Linked DNA regions of Homo sapiens: region 1 is linked to region 2. Evidence: chromatin contacts called from ENCODE Hi-C or POLR2A ChIA-PET data. All regions are on one chromosome and are shown on one strand. Each heading gives the region's core, a stretch centred on a gene start or an enhancer-like site at or near the end of the contact. The rest is flanking DNA. Distances are from core to core; before and after follow the strand shown. Region 1 overlaps FGGY (FGGY carbohydrate kinase domain containing). Region 2 holds the start of LINC02777 (long intergenic non-protein coding RNA 2777).

Evidence for each region. Hi-C counts contacts between places; a loop is a spot of excess contacts on that map. ChIA-PET counts read pairs that join two places held with the same protein, here RNA polymerase II (POLR2A). Pooled maps may share reads with other maps.
Region 1: a pooled map shows a loop between it and region 2 (2.7-fold over the local background). The contact joins the enhancer-like site here to the promoter of LINC02777 in region 2. A Hi-C loop is called at or near these places in 2 of 168 maps with a recorded cell type or tissue (both gastrocnemius medialis) and 3 of 50 pooled maps. POLR2A ChIA-PET finds 5 or more read pairs at or near these places in 1 of 52 experiments (Caco-2).

The regions. Positions count from the first base shown.
Region 1 is chr1:59,408,186-59,413,548 of GRCh38, forward strand. The region is part of intron 5 of FGGY (FGGY carbohydrate kinase domain containing); the gene reads left to right. Among named protein-coding and RNA genes, the nearest start is that of FGGY, 110 kb to the left of the region's middle. Within about 2 kb of position 1,852, at least 2 of the 41 ENCODE cell types and tissues checked have a DNase peak (open chromatin) inside an H3K27ac peak, as active enhancers do; they include gastrocnemius medialis, where a contact is called at or near this core.
Region 2 is chr1:58,899,698-58,905,669 of GRCh38, forward strand. It overlaps LINC02777 (long intergenic non-protein coding RNA 2777), which reads right to left and starts at 4,441. Exons shown (of 5, transcript NR_183656.1): 1 at 3,871-4,441. It overlaps JUN-DT (JUN divergent transcript), which reads left to right. Exons shown (of 2, transcript NR_108106.1): 2 at 1-15. RefSeq lists silencers at 3,835-4,224, 4,285-4,534.

The DNA.
Region 1 (5,363 bases), core at 602-3,101, 510 kb after region 2:
GTTTGTTGTGCTGGAAAAATGGGACATTGCATAAATAGCAGATAGCACAATTCCTGGCACCCAGTAAGTTCTCTCTTTCTCCTAGGTCTTCTATTTGGGACTTTGCAAATACATTTCTAAGCAACCTAGAATAAAATATGCTATTAATATGCTGTTAATAATAACCAAAAGCACTCAGCTTAATCTTTACTTATTAAATAAAACTGAAATGTTGCTCAGACACCTTTTGCTGTTTTTGGAATGCCTTTGTAGACACTTTTGATCTTGCTTAAAAAACATAACAGCATTTCAAAGGCTTATCTTAGCTATTCTTATTCATACCTGAAAACCTACAGAGTTTGGATAATTTTGGCACACATATGTGTGCACGCATGTATATGTATAAATATTCTGTCTCTCTAAATATATATGTATATGCAGGCACATGTATAACTCTTTAAGAAATGTTTTTCTAATGTTTAATTTTCTTAAAGTCTGTACTTCACATCATTTTTTTCCCCAGAACTGTTTATCCTCACTCCAGACATGACCCTTGGAAAGGTGGCAGAAAAAACAAACGGCTGGTGTGTTTTGGGGCAGTCTGCATTCCTTTTAACTCTCTGAGACCAGGCTTATGCATGGGCTTTCAAGCTATTTGTCCAGAGGCCCAACCACTTTGATTTCTGCTTGAAAATTAGCCTGTTGTTCAAGCTCAGGAGAGCTTCCACAGAGCTTTCTTGGGTTCGCGAACTAGAGATCTATGAAGTGTTTGCTTTTATTTGTAACTTTAACCACGGCAGCCTTAACTGGACTTTTGTTTTCTTATTTAACTTTTATCCATGTAACCTTAACCTAAGTTCTTTTTCAAATCTCCATCCTCCCCCATCTCACAATTTCTAATCCCTCTTTTGTCCTTAGATTTTTCCTTCAAAGTCAGGATATGACATTTATATCTATGCTTTAGGAAGTATCTGAAAGCTAACATACACATAGAATTATGATTTTTTTCTTGGGTTGCTTAGGAGGATTAAACAAAGGTTTTAGAAGGCAGAATTCAGAAAAAAATTGATAGAAGTTGTGCTGCAGCTTGGAGGGGAGTGTGGATTTTAGAAAGCATAAGGACACTTTCATTTGTCCCTTTCATATGGACTTTTATTTCCTCTGCGAGAGGCCCAGGGGCCTGGCCTGTGGATGGTTTAGACAGGAAAAGACTGAAGGGATAACTGCTTCCAGACCTTCAGCCTTGAATGTTCAGCCATTATTCAAGCCGTTGAGAAAGGGAGCAAGAGGCATAAGGAGGCTTCGGGAGTTTCCATGCAGCTTCTCTGAGTTCCAGCTTGTGTGCATTGTTCTCCAAATGTGTCCCCAGCACTACTGAAAGGACTTTCATACCTCAACTAACCCTTATTGCAAGCCTGTGAAGGAAGAGTTTTTTATATATATATATATATATATATATAAACAGACAAGGCAACTAAAGCTCTGGGAGGTTACAGAAACTTAAGGCCTAAGTAGGGTTACATTGAGACCAGATTAATCAGTTAGTAGATTGTCTTTCTATTTCATCATGTGCTTCATTTCCTCCTTGGTTTACATGACCCTTCTTTGGAAATTTCCTTCTGGTAATATCTTAGTTAAATGAAATAACTAAGTTTTATGGAGTATCCATTATGTGTTAGGCATTGTTTTATGCAATATGCATCTATGTAGTGCACATTCTGATAGGAACCATGTGAAGAAGGTGTATTACCTCCATTTTAGACAGGAAATCCCTGCAATACAGAGGGTTAGGTAATTTGCTCAAGATCACACAGGACACAGTAGGTGACACCAGGATTTGAGCCCAGGTCTGATTCCAGAACTTATGCCATGCCCACTACACCAGCCGTCCTTATTAAGAGGAAGGCCATTGGTATGAGGCCACTTGAAATAGACATGGTAGATATGTGGCAATCAATGCAAAGGTATTGTCTTTCATGCTCTGTTGCAATCTCATTTCATTTCTAGCATTATAGGTATTTAAAGCAGAGGTAGGCTTGCTTTCTTAGTTTCAGTTTTCTGAGAAACAAAGATAGTAACAACAATGATGATGGATCTTGTTACCATATGTGAATATCTGTGTGTACTAGGCACGGTACTTGGTCTTTACACATGTTCTTCTAGGTTAACCTTATGACAACTCTGTGAAGTTTTCTCAAATTTATATCTGAGAAAGCACTCAGAAAGGTTGAGTCACTTGCTTGCCCACATCACACTACTAGTAAGTGGAGGAGTGAGGATTTGAACCTAAGACCTCTTACAATAAAATTATGTTCTTTCCACTCAGTATATGGGACATGTATCCCTGGGGGCACATGTGAGAACTATAATTGGTCTGTAAGATTATTGATGATGGTATAGGGATAGGGTGTTAAAGAACATTGATGCCCATAGTGAAAAAGTAATTCCCTTTCACTTGTCCTACCAACCATCTGGTTACATGAAAGAGGAAGTCTCAGTTAGGTGCCAGTATGCCTTTTACAATTCTAACAGAGAACAGGGCTCAGACTCTGAGGCTCGGGCAGGTAATTGAATCTAGAAGACCATGGTGACGTTCTTTTTGTTTTTATTGTATTTTAATATCTTCTCATTAAAAAATATTATAATGTGTTCATATATACAAAATAAATGTAATGTATATATAAGGTTAAAAGAATAATATAATGAGTATCCATGTACCTATCACCTATTGAAGCATTAGATTAATTTTAGTTACTATGGGAACCTTCTGTGTCACTCTTCCCATCCCAACTTCTTTCTTTCTCTCCTACCAACATCTTACATAATCACTGTATAACTATCAAAATCAGCCAGTTAACATTCACATAATACTATTACTCAGTCTACAGACTTTTTGCTAGTTTTGCCAGTTGTCATACTGTTTCATTTCCTGGACCAGAATCTAGGATCACACAATACATTTACTAGTCATATCTCCTTTGTCTTTGGAATAGTTCCTCACTCTTTTTGTCTTTCATGACCATGACGTTTTTGGAGTCTGGTTAGGCATTTTGTAGAATGTCCCTCACTTTGGGTTGGTCTGATGTTTCCACAATATTAAATTCAAATTATGTGTTTTTGGCAGGGAAGCTACAGAAATGATGTTGTGCCTTTCACAGTGCATCACAGCAGGAGGCACATGATGCCGATTTATCGTATCACAGGTGATGTGAACTTTGGCCAATTTGTTAAGGTTGTGTCTTCCAGTTTATCCACTGTAAAGTTACTATTTTTCCATTTGTAATTAATGATTACCTTGTAGGGAGATACTTTGAGATTATGTATAATATCATGCTTCTTATACCTTTGTCCACTAATTTTAGCAACTATTGTAAATTCTTGCCTGAAACAATTATTCCTGTGGTTTTTCCATATGGTGTTTTTCTATGATTATAATTCTTTCTATATTTATTAACTGGAATGCTTTGTAGGTGGCTTTATCCTCGCCACACACTTATTTATTCATTCAGTTGTTTATTTGTATCAGTATGTACTTACAAATTCTTATTTTATTGTCTGGATTATAATCCATTAGTATCATTATTTTGTTTTGCAAATAGTCCTTTTAACCAATGGGGATCCCTTCAAATTAGCTTTTCTATCTTTCTGACATGTCTCCATCTTTTTTAAGGCATTTTTGCTTTCTGGTGCCAGAAGATACCACTTTGTGCTTTACTTGCTCCAACCCTGAGAGAAGCCTCCTCTTGCTGTTCTGCATCCATTCCTCTCAGTCACTCCTTCATGCACTATAATATGATTTCCACTCTCCCCAGTGCACTGACACTTCCGTCACTTAGGTCATTGCTAAAGCAGTAGATATTTTAATTCTTCTATTACTGCATATCAGACATCTCTTGGCCCCATATCAGATCTTCTCAGGAGGACAGTAAAGGGAAATTGTACCATCTCTTGTTCCAGCTGCCGTGACCAAGTTTGCATAGACTCTGAAAAACTTCCTACAGTATAAGCTGACAGTACCTCACCTCATGCTGCATGCTTTTCCATAGGGCACCCCACGAGGTTCCATGGGGTTTCCTTGTGGTTGCTACCTCTGGATCTCACTCTGTTCCCACACATGTACAACCTGGATAGAGAATTAATGCCTCCTTTCTCTCTATCGTGGATGGTTCTGAGATACAGTTCATGTGGCTTGGGGTGTGGAGAGGTTGAGGATGATCCTATGGGATAGAGAACGAGTCACTTCTAGTGGGGCCATCTTGATACCACAACTTCATCTTGCCTCCCCCTCCTTATTATTTGTTTTATTCCCTTTGTCTATCAGTCCTCTCCTTCTCCCTAAGATTGCACTACCTGATGCAGTAGAACCCTCTTCCTTGGGTCTGCTGTCTCGGGGACCCAGGAAAAGATGTGCAGTGTTTAAACTCCTTCTCTATAATCTCTTAACTTTCACACTATCACATTTTCATTCATTTATTCCAATTCATTCATTCATTTACACCTTATTTATTGAGACTTTCCCTGTGTGAGACATTGTGTACAGGTAGACAAAAATCTTGATCTTATAGAAGTTATTGTATTTGGGGGAGCAGAAATAACTAAATAAAACCAATTCAGCTGAATTATAAGTGCTTTTAAGAAAATGCAACAGGGAGAGGGCAGAGAGTGGGCCACGTGGGGCCTGGCATTGGGATGGTTACCACATACACTCTGAGGAAATGACATTTGAACTGATAAGGGGTCAGCAAGAAGAAATGGGCTGAGAGAAGACTGATCTATTCACAGGAAAGAGGAAGTGCAAGAGCCCTCATTTTCTGTTTTGCACTAGAACTGCTTTCCTATGATTCTTCAGATTGTGCCACCTTTCTTCCAACTCCCATGCATTTGCACAGATTGTTTCTTTGACCTGGAATGCCCTCTCTGACTTACCAAGCTGGCAGATTTCTATCCTTAGCTCAGATCTCATCTAAAGCAGCTCTCCACCCCCAGGGACATTTTAAGTCCTTTTTCTGTTGTTGGTGTGCTGTGCTTTGAGCACAGTATTCATTTATAATAGTGATGTCAGTGTACGCCTTAGAATTGTTCACCTGCATCTCTCCTTCTTGGACTAGGAGCACTCTGAGGGCAGGACTATGTTTGTTTACTTTGTATTCCCAACAAAGTGCTTATAGGGATTTAAATCTATTTATTGATGAGTTGGATGGATGAATGGATGAGTACATGGGAGAAAGAGGAAAAATGATATATGAATTGAAATAAATAAATGAAAGAGCCAGTGAATAAATGACAGTGACCTGACCTTAAGGCGTTGTCTTGTTTGTGGGTGAGACAGGAGTATAACCATTCAGAGTACTGTGATGAATGCTTAGAGATTCTCAGTGCATGAA
Region 2 (5,972 bases), core at 3,191-5,690:
GAGTCTTGCTTTGTGCCCATCACTGAGCTCCATGCCCCGGGCGAGCCATCGTTCCTGCCTGGCGAAGTCCACAATCCAATAAGGAGGGAAGGTTGAAGGGATGAATCTCAACAGAATTGTGCACAGTGAAAGAAGCCAATGAAAGAAGAGTACATATTGTATAATTCCATTTATAGAAAACTCTAGAAAATGCAAGCTGATCTACAGTGACAGAAAGCAGATCCATGGTTGTTTGGGGAAGTGAGGCAGAAGGAAAGGATTCAGAGAAGCACAAGGAACCTTTTAGGGTGGTAGACATGCTTACTATCTGGTACTGAGAGTTTCTCATGTCTGCACGTATCTAATTGTACACTTTAAATACACACAGTTTATTGTATGTCAATTATATCTCCATAAAGCTATTTAAAAAGAGGAACGTAAGTGGGGAAAAGAATGAAGGAAGTTGGCTGGCGTATAATTAAGTAAGTCTGTGAGCAGTCTTAAAGTGGGGACACAAAGTACCATGGGCACGTAAGAGAAGAAGGTAGAGATTCATTCCCAAACGGAAGAGATCAGGAAGGAGTTCTTAGAACAGGGTTTCAACAAAGCTCAAGGTATGGATAAGTAAGGGTCAGGTTAAGAAAGATTCAGATGGAAGATACAGATAGAGTTTATTTGGGAAATAGAGAGTGGAGTATTATACACACGCACAATTCGCCTTTTTACCCAAGTTTTGAAGGACTGAAGTTAAAACTAACAGCAACTATCCTCTCTTTTCTTCAGAAATTCAGACACATGCCCTACTTGGCAGGCAGCTAGTTTTGCTAATAAGATTCCTGCCCTTCTCCCTCCCTCTCTGTGCATCTCATCCCTTCGGTCCCGCTGAGGCCCCTACCCTCTCGGATTTCCTCTTTGAACTGAACTGCCAAATACTTGCCAGCTTCCAGGGCCCTGAGTACCCACATTTCAGCCTCTTCCAAACCCCAGAGTAAGAAGGAGATTTGGGGAGTTCTGGGTGGGCATGTGATGGGAGACTAGGTCCAACATAAAAAGATATTTCCCTTTTTCTTCCATACTTTTTGGCTTAGTAATTGACATGTGACCATTGGAGAATTTTGAATAGTTTATTAGAATACATTGTGATAGAGAAGAAGGAAATTCAAGAATTGTTACAATGTTGTACACTGATTAACTGGCTAATTTGCTGCAAAACCAATTCTGATCACTGCTCTTATGGTTTGTAATACATTATTTTGGGTTTGGATGATCCTGTTATTCATAGCTTTACATAAAGAAATATTCCAATGACATATGAAACCCATATATGAAATTGTGGGTTAGCTCTTGCTTTCAATTTTGTATTATGTTTGTTGATTTTAAACTGTCTCCTTTCAAAAGTTTCCTTATTAATTAAATAAACCACTCAGCCACATTCCCCTCATCTAACTCAGTACCCAAGTGTAAGCTCAATTCTGGAGTCGCCTTTCCAACCTTGGCTTAAGGGACATTAGTCACTAGGAACAAAACATGGCATTTGAACAGCTGTTTTGGGTATTCAGAGTCCAAACCCTACAGGTCTGGAGAAGGTGGGGGTTGGGGGAAGGAAACCAATATTTACTTACTGAATACCTACTCTGAGCCAGGCACTGGGGACTTCACAGAGAGTATGTCTTTTAATTTTCTGAACAGCTCATTAATGTGTTCTGCCTCCTCTAGGCATAGCAAGGTTAAGAATTTATCAAAGATCACACAGCTCATAAGTGGTGGAGCTGGGACTTGAACCCATGCAATCTGACTCTAGAGCTTATATTCTTGAATACTTCCCTATGTGTACTTTGTTGAACCCTCCCATGCCAAGATGTAGGAGCCATTATTATCAAATCTGTTTTCCAGATGGGAAACCAGAGGCTCAGAAGAGTAATTTTCCCAACGTAAATTAAACAGAGACCCTGGATTTAAACTCTGTGATCCTGGGCAAGTCACTTCACTCATCTATCCATCATCCATCTGTCCACTCATTAATTCAACAGATAGTGTCAACTGTTTACTCCAGGGACTGTCTTGTCCCTAGAGATGAAAAGATATATAAAATCTGGCCCTTGCTTTTTAAGAACTCATAATCCAGTGAAGAGGGCAAACACCTACACAACAGTAAGACAAATGACTGCAATATGACGGGTGCTTAAGAGGTGTCTAAAAAGAGCCACAAGAACATAGAGGAAAAGCATCAAATTACTTGATGAAGTAAAGCAAGGAGGCCTCTGGAAAGGAAGGGACATTGGGCTGATATGCTCTCCAGGCAGAGAAAGGGGGAAAGGGGTTACTCCAGGGAGAGAGAGCATCAAAGGTTAAAAAAAAAAAAGGGGTCACATATTGAGTGCTTACCACCTGTTTTAAGTGCCATCTCTCTGATTCCCATGTCAATTCTGTGAAGTAGGTATTATTCAGACCACTTTATAGAAGAGGAAACATAGGCACATAGAGAACAGGCACCTTGCCTTTGCTCACACAGCTAGTAAGGAATAGAGCTAGAATTCAGCCCTGGGCAGCCTAGCTTCAGAGCCCATCCTCTCAGCTACTCTACTTGGAGTGTTTGGGGGCAGCTGCTAGTAGTTCCTCACAGGTGAGGCAGGCAGTGCAACTGGTCACATAGGCAGGAATCTGGTCTACAGGGTCTTCCTGTATGCCGGCTTTAGGCACTTTCTTCATGAGGCCTTACATGTTCTTCATCTAGGACCTGGACCTTTTGGGATCCATGAAAATAATAATGCTGTGGTATATGCATGTGTGCTTGTGTGTTGAGGGGTACACCCACCTTTCTCAGGGGAATTATACAGTTCCATTTTTTTTTTTTGAGACAGAATCTTACTCTGTCCCCCAGGCTGGAATGCAGTGGCATGATCTTAGCTCACTGAAACCTCTGCTCCCGGGTCCAAAGGATTCTTGTGCCTCAGCCACCTGAATAGCTGAGATTACAGGAGTGCGCCACCACGCTCGGCTAATTTTTGTATTTTTAGTAGAGATGGGGTTTCACCATGTTGGTCAGGCTGGTCTTGAACTCATGGACTCTTCTCTATCACAATATATTCTAAGGCAGGCAGCGATCTGCCTGCCTCGGCCTCCCAAAGTGTTGGGATTACCGATGTGAGCCACCGTGCCAGGCTTCTATTTGCTTTTGCTTTTGATACACCCATATCTGCTCATTGTAGGAATATTGGGTGCCTTCAGCTCAGCTGGATTCTCTTGGCTTCAGTGTCAGTATTTGAATTCTTGTTCATTTTCTGCTTTCCCTCCCCAGACTGGTAAGTCCATGAGGACAGAGTCCTTGTCTATCCGCCAGACCACCAGTGTCCAGCACAGTGCCTGGCACACAGTAGGTATTCAATAATTGTTTAATGAACTCTGGGGCTTTGATTAATAATTTAGTTAGAGAGTAAATTAATTGTGAGTTAAATCTAGTTTGGTCAACAACATACTTTACACTGTGCAGTCAGTGGGGCAGGAGGGAATCACAGAAGGGTCTTTGAAGATGAAAAGTGCAGGGACTATTGGCCTAGATCAGTGGTTTACACATGAAGCTGTACTTTTAGACGAGCTTGCCTTCCGGGATTTCGATCCCTGGTCTGAGGTGCTGTTTGAGCTTCCCAGGTGATTCTGAAGTCACCAGATCGGTATTGAGGGATGCCAAATTTGGGGGACTTCCTGTTCTAACGTATTTCTTTTTGTCCCCCGAACTCATTCAACTTGTGCCTGAACGGTCTCAGCAATGGGAGCTCATTATTTCACAAGGCGAGCTGCCCAACCCAGCGTAACCACAACGACAACAATCACAGTGACACCATGTAGGGACCATACATTGAGCATTTCTTAGGTGTCAGGTACCGTACATACATGCTGCTCACTCCAAAGGCGAGGTGGGTAGTACTTGTCTGCATATGACAGCTAAAGAAACTGCAACTCCGACGTTGGTGGCGCTGGGAGTCTCAGTGGCGGCGGGGCGGGGCAGGGCCGGGACCGAGGCCACGTCCCGCCCGCCGCCCGGCTTCCCGCCCATGGGCCTCGGCAGTGCCCGCGGGAGGAGCGGGTGGAGGGAGCCGCTCGCCACGTCAGCGCACGCCCGCCCCGGCGCTCCGCCCGGCCCTCCTGGGCCTCCCCATAGAAGGTTAACCCGGGCCGGATCCCACGAGGACTGGTGGGGGCCGGGCGGCCCGTGATTTCAGTTTCCGAAGAGTCCGGCCCTGCGCAAAGGCGGGCAGGGAGGAGGAGTTCGGGAAGCCTTCCCGACAGTCTGTAGATGAAATGAACGCGCCCCGCCTGAGCGCCACTCGGGGAGCGCGCCGAGCCAGTGCAGCACCGCGGCCTCCCGGCCCGCCAGGCTGAGGGTTTCCGCGGGCCCTGACCCTGCTGGCCCCCACCGGGCCAGTGAAAGCAGCAGGCTTTATGCGGCTGTCGGGCTCGGGGCGAGGAGCCGGCTCCACCCTCCCAGTCTGGGCCCATCCTCCGGCCTCGGCCAGCCCCTTCCCTCCCTCTCTTTGGCGTTCGCGTTCCCTCGGCCTAGCAGACCTCTTAGAATGTTTGTTTTCCTTCTGAGAAAGAGCGGAGGGACGTGGCCAAGACCAACATGAACTGCAAACACGGGACATCCTCTGTGTGGGGGGACATTTTTCTGGGACCAACAGACCTGGGTCTGAATACCCATCCTGCCGCTTCCTCGCTGGGTGACCTTTGTATATCTTTCTCCATCTCTCTCAGCCTCATTATCCTCATCTGTAAAATGGGGATAATGACGCCTTACCTATCTTTAAGATACATTCTGAGGATTAGATTGGATAAATACGGATCATACATTTTAAGCACTTAGTGCTGTCAATGGCAATTAACATTATTATTCATTATATTGTTATTATGAATGACTGATAATGACACTCAAGATTATTAATGCTACTGTGTCAAAAATATGCTCAATTAAATTTATTTTTAGTGAGTGAAATAGTTTTATGAAAGGTAAATAAAGAGGAATAATACTGGGTCGGGAAGTATATACACGTTATCTCATTTAATATTCAAACAGCTTCAGAAGGTGGGTGTTATCATCCCCATTCTGCAGATGAGAAAGTTGAGGCTCTTGGAGGTTCATTAACTTGCCCACCTCACACACTTCAAGCCTAATGTCCTGCCCTCCCTCTCTCACTGACTTCCTTGACTGCATCCCTTAAGCTCCAGTCCCTTTCTACCTGCCTGCCTCAGCAAAGACTCGTCCATCTGCAGAGAAACCTGGAGGAAAGTGAGTCAGCTCTGGAAACTGGATAAAGCTCACCTCCTCCAGGCAGCTTTCCTGATTCTCTCCCTCCTCCCCCTGTAAAATTAATCCTTCCTTCCTTTCTTCTCTTGGTGCCCATAGTATGAGGTTGCACACACTTATTGCAGGTTGTGTCTCCCACCTGGGGAGTATGCCTGTCTAAGGCAGACGCCACATACTTTTTCACTCTTGAAGGGTCAATATGGTGTTGTGGTTAAGGGCACAGGCTTAGGAGCCCAACTGTCCAGTTTCAGATCTTGGCTTTACTACCTACTGGTTGTGAGCCTTAACCAAGTGACTTAACCCCTTTCAGCCTCACTGTCCTTATCTACAACATGGAGATTGACAATAAGATCAGCCTTGTGGGGTTGCTATAAGGATTGAATGAGTTAAGATATAGAAAGCAATTTGAACCTCTAAGTAATCAGATGTTCACTGAATGAAGACGGAATCGTGAAGGTCTTGAATGTTGCTTACTAAGATAGTGAGATAGAAAGCATGTTGCAGAGTTAAGAGCAGGAGTAGGTATCAGAGACCTAGGTTCTCATCCTGGCTCTGCCTTTAACTTTATGTTTGGATTGGGCCTGTTCCTCCCTCTGTCTGAATCTGTTTCCCCTTCTGCAAAATGATAAGTTTGGCTCCCGCTGCTAGATGACTTCAAAGGGTAATATTCAGTGTATTAATTCTGTGCCTC